Linked DNA regions of Homo sapiens: region 1 is linked to region 2. The links are chromatin contacts, found by Hi-C or POLR2A ChIA-PET in ENCODE. All regions are on one chromosome and are shown on one strand. Each heading gives the region's core, a stretch centred on a gene start or an enhancer-like site at or near the end of the contact. The rest is flanking DNA. Distances are from core to core; before and after follow the strand shown.

The links. Hi-C counts contacts between places; a loop is a spot of excess contacts on that map. ChIA-PET counts read pairs that join two places held with the same protein, here RNA polymerase II (POLR2A). Pooled maps may share reads with other maps.
Region 1: a map of gastrocnemius medialis shows a loop between it and region 2 (2.2-fold over the local background). The contact joins two enhancer-like sites. A Hi-C loop is called at or near these places in 1 of 168 maps with a recorded cell type or tissue (gastrocnemius medialis) and 2 of 50 pooled maps. POLR2A ChIA-PET finds 5 or more read pairs at or near these places in 2 of 52 experiments (BJ and MCF 10A).

The regions. Positions count from the first base shown.
Region 1 is chr1:178,053,859-178,058,436 of GRCh38, forward strand. No RefSeq gene overlaps it. Among named protein-coding and RNA genes, the nearest start is that of CRYZL2P-SEC16B, 18 kb to the left of the region's middle. Within about 2 kb of position 2,540, at least 17 of the 41 ENCODE cell types and tissues checked have a DNase peak (open chromatin) inside an H3K27ac peak, as active enhancers do.
Region 2 is chr1:178,266,092-178,270,644 of GRCh38, forward strand. The region is part of intron 1 of RASAL2 (RAS protein activator like 2); the gene reads left to right. Among named protein-coding and RNA genes, the nearest start is that of RASAL2, 170 kb to the left of the region's middle. Within about 2 kb of position 1,646, at least 4 of the 41 ENCODE cell types and tissues checked have a DNase peak (open chromatin) inside an H3K27ac peak, as active enhancers do.

The DNA of each region.
Region 1 (4,578 bases), core at 1,290-3,789, 210 kb before region 2:
TTTTGCCGTTTAAATGAATTCATTAGGTAAAATTAACACATGAACAAGTACATAAAAGACTTACACTTGAGTAGTAGACTTCACATCAGAGTAATTTATCACCTCGCAAGGTTCAACAAACATTTTAGTTTGTGAACAGCCCCTTAGTAAAGCGGCAGCCTTCATTTAAAATTATCAAGAGGGAGGCCGGGCGTGATGGCTTACCCCTGCAATCCCAGGACTTTGGGAGGCCGAGGCGGGCAGATCACCTGAGGCCAGAAGTTAGAGAGCAGCCTGACCAACATGGTGAAACCCCATCTCTACTAAAAATACAAAAATTAGGTGGATGTGATGGTACATGCCTGTAATCCCAGCTACTCAAGAGGCTAAGGCACAAGAATCGCTTGAACCCGGGAGGTAGAGGCTTCAGTGAGCTGAGATTGTGCTGCTGCACTCCAGCCTGGGCAACAGAGCGAGACTCTGTCTCAAAAATAAATAAATAAATAAATAATAATAATAATAATAATAAAATTTTCAAGAGGAAGGAAGAAAAGTACTGGTGGGGATTTGAAGTGGTTTTTTTTTTTTTGTCATTGATGAGCACTGTCTATTGGGTTTCTGGTCATGAATTGGCCCTTTTTATGAATGAGAAAGTGATGCAGTTGTTACCGTATTTATCTTTACAGTGAGTTTGTTAACAGAACATAAATACAGACACATGAAAGTGAATTCTCTCTGTTGCCTATGCTTGAACCAGTTGTCCAGCAATCCTTCCCTCTGTATGGTACAAAGAATGCCTCACTCTCTATGATTCCAGGGACTTCTAGAGATGATATACTTTAAAAGTCTGACATAGTGGTGGCCGTGGATGGTTTGCTTGATAAAAGCCAGGCACCTCCCCACCCTTGTTGCCAGGAAGGGTACAAAATGAGGAAAGTAGCGCTCTTCATTAGTGCTTTATTGGATTGGAGATAGGTATCAAAAGAGGGTGACACAATCCTCCCTAAAACATTCGCTCAGTGTTTCCATCCATTTTTTGCTGCTCAATATTCTTGTGTGTACTGGATTCATACCAGAGATGTAGACACTGTTTCTTCCCTCTCTCTCTCTCTCCTCTCTCTGTCTTTCTCATCCAAATCCATCCTTGAGTAGTAAGCAAGAAGTCAGTGATCCATCCCTAGGAGCAGAAGAATGGGCGTGGGTGTTCTCAGATTATGTATCTGGAGAGTTTTTTTCTGATGAGCATCACCTAGTCAGTACTTCACAAAGTGTGATCTGAGGACTGTGTGCATCAGATCCCTGAAGATGCTGATTGAAGGGCTTGATCTCCCTGCTGGCTTGGCATTCTGGGAAGGAGCACTGACATCTACAGTTTTGTCAGGCTCCCCGGATGATCCTGCTTCCTGCCGAGGTTGGAGGGCCTCTGGCCCTGACTTCTGACCTGGTGGCGCCTTGGCTCACTAGAGGGCACCATGGAACAATGTTTTTTCTGGCTGCGGGCTTCCTGTTCCTGCCAACCCACCAGGGATGCGGTGCCCACATAGTTCTGGGCTACAGCTTCCAAGCCCATCCTGGAACCACAGTTTCCTTTAAGAAACTTAGTGCAGTTGCCACATCACCAAACAGATCTAGTATTCATTTCCACAATGGCACTATAATAAATTCAATTTCTAAAGAAAAATTAGAGTTTAAGTTATCTCGTGTGTATTCATTAAACACAAATTGTGTACTGCAAAAGCATTAGGTATCAACAGGATTAATAAAAGAAAACATCCTTCCTACTATCAAGAAAAACCTGGAAAAGATAAGACAAAATTGTAAAATCATTTAAAAGCAATTATAATTAATAGTAATTTTCAAATGAACAGTAAAAAAAATTTTTTTTAAATTACAAAATCTGACGCAGACGTTTGCCAGTAAATGTACACACAGGGAGTGGCCCCTAAGCTGACTCGGATGACTGCAAACCAGGATTCCTGAGAAGGCATCGTGGAAAAGGTGGGATGAGAGAGGGCCTTGGAATAAAGTGAAAGGGAGAAGAGGAGGTCAGGGCAGCCTAATTACAACACATGTCTAATTCAGGGCCCTTCCTGTGTCTTAGCAGTGACTTAACTAAAATAAACATGTCGAATGTAAATCTGGGAAGTACCACTGGGCTTTCAATTGTCATATTGCACAGTAGCCATTTATTCAACAAATACTTGCAGAGCACTACTGTGTGCCAGCTACTGGGAGTACAACACTGGACAAGGCAAACGCTTAGTGCTGCCCTCATGTGTTTACAGTTCAGTTGGAGAGACAGGCCAGCAAGCACAATGATTCCAGAGCAGTGTGTTACGTGGTAGGTAAAGCAGGAGGTTTGTGGGTGTTCACAGGAGAGAAGCCTAATCCAGAGCCAGGGTGGTAACAGAAGGCTTCCCTGGGGTAGAAATGTCCAATGAAAGGAAGGATGAGTTAGGAGCAGAGGGAGAAAGAGCATGTTTGAAGGCTGGGGGAGAGAAGAAACAGTATATTTGAGGAACTGAAAGAAAGGCAGTAGGGCTGGCCCCGTGGTAGTGGGGGTGTGCTGAACAGCATGGAGAGCTCGCGGTAGACTGGGGCCAGCTCATGAAGAGTCTTGTAAATCATAACTGGGCTACCTAGACATCATCCTCCGGTCACTGGGGAACCACTGAAGGGTTAAGAGCAGGGGAATGGTGGTTCCCTAATAAGATCTGCATTTTAGGAGGACCTGTCTATGCCAGGGTCAGTGCTACCTTGGAGTAGTAATAAACAAGCAAAGCCATAGGAATCAGTCTCTCTTTAACTGGACCTTTCCGGTTTCCTTCCTCCATCTCCATTTACCAGCTTCCCTTGAAATCCTTTCAAACTGAGGTCTGTTTTTAAGGTCTGCTTCCCATGCTGGATGGCAGAGGAAACAGGAATAGCTTAAAAATGTGACTATCACAAGCTGGACTGCCCTTCTCTGTGTCCCTTACAGTCCTTGAAAAGGGCCATCTCTAGTAAAGTGCAGAAGGAGGAAGAGCCACACTGGATTGAGAGGAAGAGTGGTGGTCCAAACCCCAGTTCCCAGGTTGGACACCCTTAGCACTTACCATCATTTAAAGGCAGTGCCTATTGAATGTTCCCAACACAAAGAAGTGATAAATATTTGAGATGATGGAGATGCTAATTATCCTGATCTGATCACTATACATTATATGTATTGCAGCATTCCTATGTATCCTATAAACATACACAATTATTATGTGTCCATTTAAAAAATTAATTAAATAAAGGCAATGCAGAGGGGGAAACTACAGACAAATGTATGGATCAGTGTACAAAATTAATGTGGAACGTACGAAGAGGGGCTTTATCTTCCTAGGTAACTGCTGTTTTATTACTGCTATGACTGACTTACAGCTTTCACTTTGCTCACACATCAAAATGTAAAACTCTTAATCAGGCCTCTCGTCCTTATCTACATGTTAGCTGAGAAGCAGGTGATGGCAGTAAACTTTAATGACCAGAGGAAGTGTAATACTAATGCAGCCGTTTAAACCTCCCAATTTAATTAAAGTCTAGTTCCGCGCTTGCTGCTTGCCTGGAGAATAGTCAAAGGAGCACTTTTTTTTTTAAACCACTAACTCCACCCTCAGGCCAATCCCAAAGCAGCCTGCACTATATCCTCATTTCCTAAAATGGAAGCCGAATGTATGGAGAACAGGCCTTGGAGGGACACAGGTTCCTCAATTCCGGCCTCTGTGACAGGGAGGTCTCCCGCCCAGTTTCCTTTCCTTCAGAGTGAGGAAGAGTCTGTGTGCAGGGGCTGGAGCCTCTGGACACAAAAATAGAATATTCGAGCGTTTGGATTTTCCTTTCCTGACAGTGAACTTACTCAGGAAGAGGCATTTAAGCAAGATTTTTTTTCCTCTGTTTTTCAAAAAACACGTTTAATGGGAGGAACAAAACTGTTGAGAGAAGATTTTTCAGCCCCATCTTCTTTGGCCCCAAACAGGCCAAGGTGAGGCAGTCTTTTTCTTCCTTAATTGCCCTTTTTGCTTGCAATCACATTGCCCCCCCCACATGCCTCCCCCCAGCATGCTTCTAGACGCCTTTGCAAGGCCCCCCACCAAGTCTTCAAAGCACCACCATGTCTTTGATTGTTGGGCTCATAACTGAGACTTCCCACACAGTGGTATGAAGCGACATATGATTCAAGCATCCTCATTCCAGAAATATTATTAGTCTCAGGAAAAAAAAAATAGGGGCCTGCTCTGTGTCTGTCACCTGAAATAAACTCCCTGTTCCTCTCCTACTGCTTCTCAGATACTCAATTCTAAAGATTATTCCAGCTTATTTTGCCACCCCCAAGGTTTCTAACCCCAGCCCCCCAGCTAGTGACTGAAGGAGAGAGAGGAGGAAAGGGGCCCTCTGAAGTTGGCCACCTCAGGGTATATGAAGCACGTGCTTGTCACGTGGAGAAAAAATGTGCTGGGCTAACCTCTGAGACTCCCTAGAGAATCCAGAGTTTGTGTCTCTTTGCAGAGCTCAGAACAGCCTGTATGTTCTCCTCTCCCTGTTGTGCGCCTGGCGCTTCCCCAGTGAGATATCTCC
Region 2 (4,553 bases), core at 396-2,895:
CATGTCCACATTTCTGTTGGGTATATATCTAGGAGTAGAATTGCTAGATATGTATACGTTCGGTTTTAGTTAATATTGTCCAACAGTTTTCAAAAGTGATTTTACCAATTTATACTCTCACCCTCAGATCCTTCAATTCCTCAACAATACTTAGTATCTTTTTCATTTTAGCCATTCTAGTGGGTATGTAGTGCTATCTCACTGTGGCCTTAATTTGCATTTCCCTGATGAGTAATGAAGTTGAGCATCTTTTTACATGTTAAATGGACATTTGGATATTCTTTTTTGTGAAGTGAGCATTCAAGTCTTTTGCCTGTATTCAGCTGGTTTGTCTGCCCTTGTTTCTTTTTTCTCATACCATTTACACTTGGTTTTACTGGACAGCCTTATTCATTTTGATACGGCTCCAATGAGTGGAGGAACACCAGGGCTCTTGTCTCACACCAAATTCGATAAGACGACATGGACACACGTGGAGTGGTTTTAAGTAGCAGAGAGTTTAATAGGCAAGAAAGAAGAGGGAAGAAAGAAGGAAGAAGCTACCCTGTACAGAGACAGAGGGAGGGGGCCTCCAAAGCTGAGAGGAGACCTCAAGTGCGGCAGAAACCAGCCAGGTATATGAAGAGGCTGGAAGAGGCAGTGTCTTATTTGCATAGGGCTCAGGGGATTGGTTTGATCAGGCATGTCATTCATGTAGCCTGTGGGAAAAAACTGGCCCTCCCACCCTAGCCTTTTAATATGCAAATGCAGAGTGCCATGAGTTTCTATACACTTGGGGAAATGGGGGGCAGCCATGTTGCCAGGCACATGTGGGGGCAAAGGCAAGAGAACAAGGGTAGGAATCGCCATGCTGGGCGGACCCAGTTTCTAATGGCTGGCATTTGTATATCAAAGGTTTCCAGCCCAGCTCTAAGAGCTGGGCTTTCCTGCTAGACAAGAAATGTTTCTGAAGCTGCTTCGAAAGAGACAAAAACTTTCCAAGGACCCCTTTTCCTCTCCTATCTGCCTAAAATAATTTCTTAACTCCTACCACATTTTTGTCAGTCTATCCATCCTTTTCTTAACAGATTACATTGACTTTCTCCATCCCTGTTCCCTTTTTCTGAAGAAAGAACTTTAGACTCTTCTAGCATTTTATTTCGGCATTTACATATCTCTCTTAATTCCAAATAATATACATACACTGTTGCTTTTTTATTCATCCATTTTAGACCTTTTTACTGATTTCCTATTATGGCGGATGAGGATTTAGCTATCACATAAAACCATTCCAACTTCCTCACTATAGTTTTTGGTGATTGGTTGGTTTGTTTTTATCAGTATTCAATGTTTGTATTATTATGCCATGCTGAGTATGGTTGAATATCATTATTATTTTTCCTTCCTTTTTTTTTTTTTGAAGTTTGTAATTGCCCTTTTTTCCTGTTTGTTTAGTTTTCTTATTACTTATTCTTCTCAGACCTTACTGTAATATTGCATTATATTTTTACTCAAGGTCGATAATACCAGGTAACGTATCAGATCTAGTGTCTTTTTTTTTTTTTTTTTGAGAGGGAGTCTTGCTCTGTCGCCCAGCTGGAATGCAGGGCTCACTGCAATCTCCACCTCCTGAATTCAAGCTATTCCCCTGCCTCAGCCTCCAGAGGATGGTCTCAATCTCCTGACCTCGTGATCACCCACCTCAGATCTAGTGTTATTTTGCTTTCTTTTCTTTTTTCTTGGAAACATTCCTCATGGAGCCCTCCTCTTCTTACCTTTAGGCCTATTTCCTGAATAGCTATCATTTTAGGAGTTTCTTTTGCTGTCATTCTTGGAATTCCTTTTGCCTTTTTCATAGGTTGTATTCCTCGTTGTGTGGATCTTCCTCTCTTTTTTTACTTACTTCCTTGCTTTGTTCAAGCATATCCTCCAGTAGTTAGTTGTTGTTTTTTGTTTTTTTTTTTAAGAGACAAGGTCTAGGCCAGGCATAGTGGTTCACACCCATAATCCTAGCAGTTGTGGAAAGGCAGGAGAATTGCCTGAGGCCAGAATTTAAGACCAGCATGGGCAATAGAGTGAGACCCTACCAAAATAAAATAAACAAATTAAAAATTAGCAGCTGGGCGCAATGGCTCCCACCTGTAATCCCAGCACTTTAGGAGGCCGAGGCGGGTGGATCACGAAGTCAAGAGATGGAGACCATCCTGGCCAACATGGTGAAACCCCATCTCTACTAAAAATACAAAAATTAGTTGGGCATGGTGGTGAGCACCTGTAGTCCCAGCTACTTGGGAGGCTGAGGCAGGAGAATTGCTTGAACCCGGGAGGCAGAGGTTGCAGTGAGCCGAGATTGCACCACTGCACTCCAGCCTGGCAACAGAGCGAGCCTCCATCTCAAAAAAAAAGAAAAAAAATTAGCTGGGTGTGGTGGTGCATGTCTGTCATCATGGCTACTTGGGAGGATTGCTTGAGCCCAGGAGTTAAAGGTCACAATGAGCTATGATCACACCACTGTACTCCAGCCTGGGCAACAAAGCAAGACCCTGTCTCTTAGAAAAAAAAGAGAGAGAGGAGGGGTATTGCTTGCTCCTTTGTCCAGGCTGAACCTGAACTCCTGGACTCAAATGACCCCCCTGCCTTAGCCTCCTGAGTAGCTAGGACGACAGGCATGCACCACGGCTCCTGGCTTCCTTCAATAGTTTTTAAAGATGGCACATAGGCAGAAAAGCATGGTATGACAGCCTTCAGCCTGCCAGTCTCTTTAACCATACTGCTGCAATCAGGACTGGTGGATAGTTATCAACCTCCTATTCTTATTCGTTGTCATGTTGAGATACTACTTGCTTCTCTCCTGTATTGGAGCACCTGTTTTTTTAAATACTGTATGCTTTTTGTTTTCTTGGTTTACTTTCTATTATGAACTGAGTGTGTCTCCCCAAAGTTATTTTATGTTGAAGCCTTCTATCTGAGTGTGCTGTATTTGGACATAGGACCTGTGAGGAAAGTGATAAAGATTAAATGAGGTAATAAGGGTGGGACCTTAATTTAATAGGGCCGTTGCCCTTATAAAGAAGGGGAGAGGCTCCAGTGATCTCTCTTCCCCATGTGAGGACACAGTGAGAAGGTGGCCATCTGTAAGCCAAGAAAGAGCCCTCATCAGGAACTAAATTGGCCAGTACCTTGATCTTGGACTTCATAACCTCCAGAACTATGTGAATATAAATTTGTGTTGTTTAACTCACACCGTCTATAATATTTTGTTAAGGCAGCCTGAGCAGACTAAGACATTCCCCCATTTTGAAGGAGGACATCTTCTTGTCAGACACGTGTGAACCAGAGCAATTCTATCCTAAGTAGGAACTGGGTACAGTGAGGCTGAAACTTACCAGGCTGCATTCCCAGATGGTTAAGGCATTCTAAGTCACAGGATGAGACAGGAGGTCAGCACAAAATACAGGTCATGAAGACCTTCCTGATAAAATAGGTTGCAGTAAAGGAGCTGGCCAAAACCTGCCAAAACCAAAATGGTGACGAGCGTGACCTCTGGTCGTCCTCACTTCTACACTCCCACCAGCGCCATGACAGTTTACAAATGCCATGACAACGTACCCTATATGGTCCACAAAGGGGAGGCATGAATAATCTACCCCTTGTTTAGCATATTATCAAGAAATAACCATAAAAATGGGCAACCAGCAGCCCTTGGGGCTGCTCTGTCTATGGAGTAGCCATTCTTTTATTCCTTTACTTTCTTAATAAACTTGCTTTCATTTTGCACTGCGGACTCGCCCTGAATTCTTTATTGCGTGAGATCCAAGAACCCTCTCTTGGGGGTCTGGATCGGGACCCTTTCCTGTAACACTCCAGTAGGGTATTTTTCCTGATTAGCAGTTCGTGGTAGGCAAAATTTTTGAGGCCTTGATTATCTAAAATCCTTTTTTTCTCACACTTGGTTGTTAGTTTGGCTAAGTGAATAATAATCTAGGTTAGAAATACTTTTCTGTCAGAATATTGAACTCATTGCTCCATTGTCTTCCAAATTCCTGTGTTGCTTTTGAGAAGTCCAGATCTATTCTTATTCCTGATGTTTTATACATAACTGTTTTTTTTCTTACTGATATGTTTTGGTGGTCATCTGTTTTTATCAATTTTGCTGGACACTCGGGTTTCGATCTAGAAACTCACATCATTTAGTACTGAGAAATTTCACAAATGATTTCCTCATTTCTGTTTCTTCTTGCCTATTATTTTTATCTTGACCCTCCTAGATTGGTTTCTCAGTTTACCTTTTTCTTTTCCATCTTTTTGTCTTTTTGATCTATTTTCTTAATTTTATCTTTTAATTATATTACTGCATTTTTTTCATTTCTGCTATTATGTTTTTAATATACAAAAGATCTTTTTAGCTCTGTAAGTGTTGCTTTTTATTAAAAAATATCTTATTTTTGTTTCCTGGATGCCATTTTTTCTTGTATCTGTCTCTTTGAGGATAACAGTGTTTTGTTTTTTCCCTGTATTGTTTGTGTCTCCTTCAAGTTGCCTTTTTCTGTGTCTCTCTTTTTTTTTTTTTTATG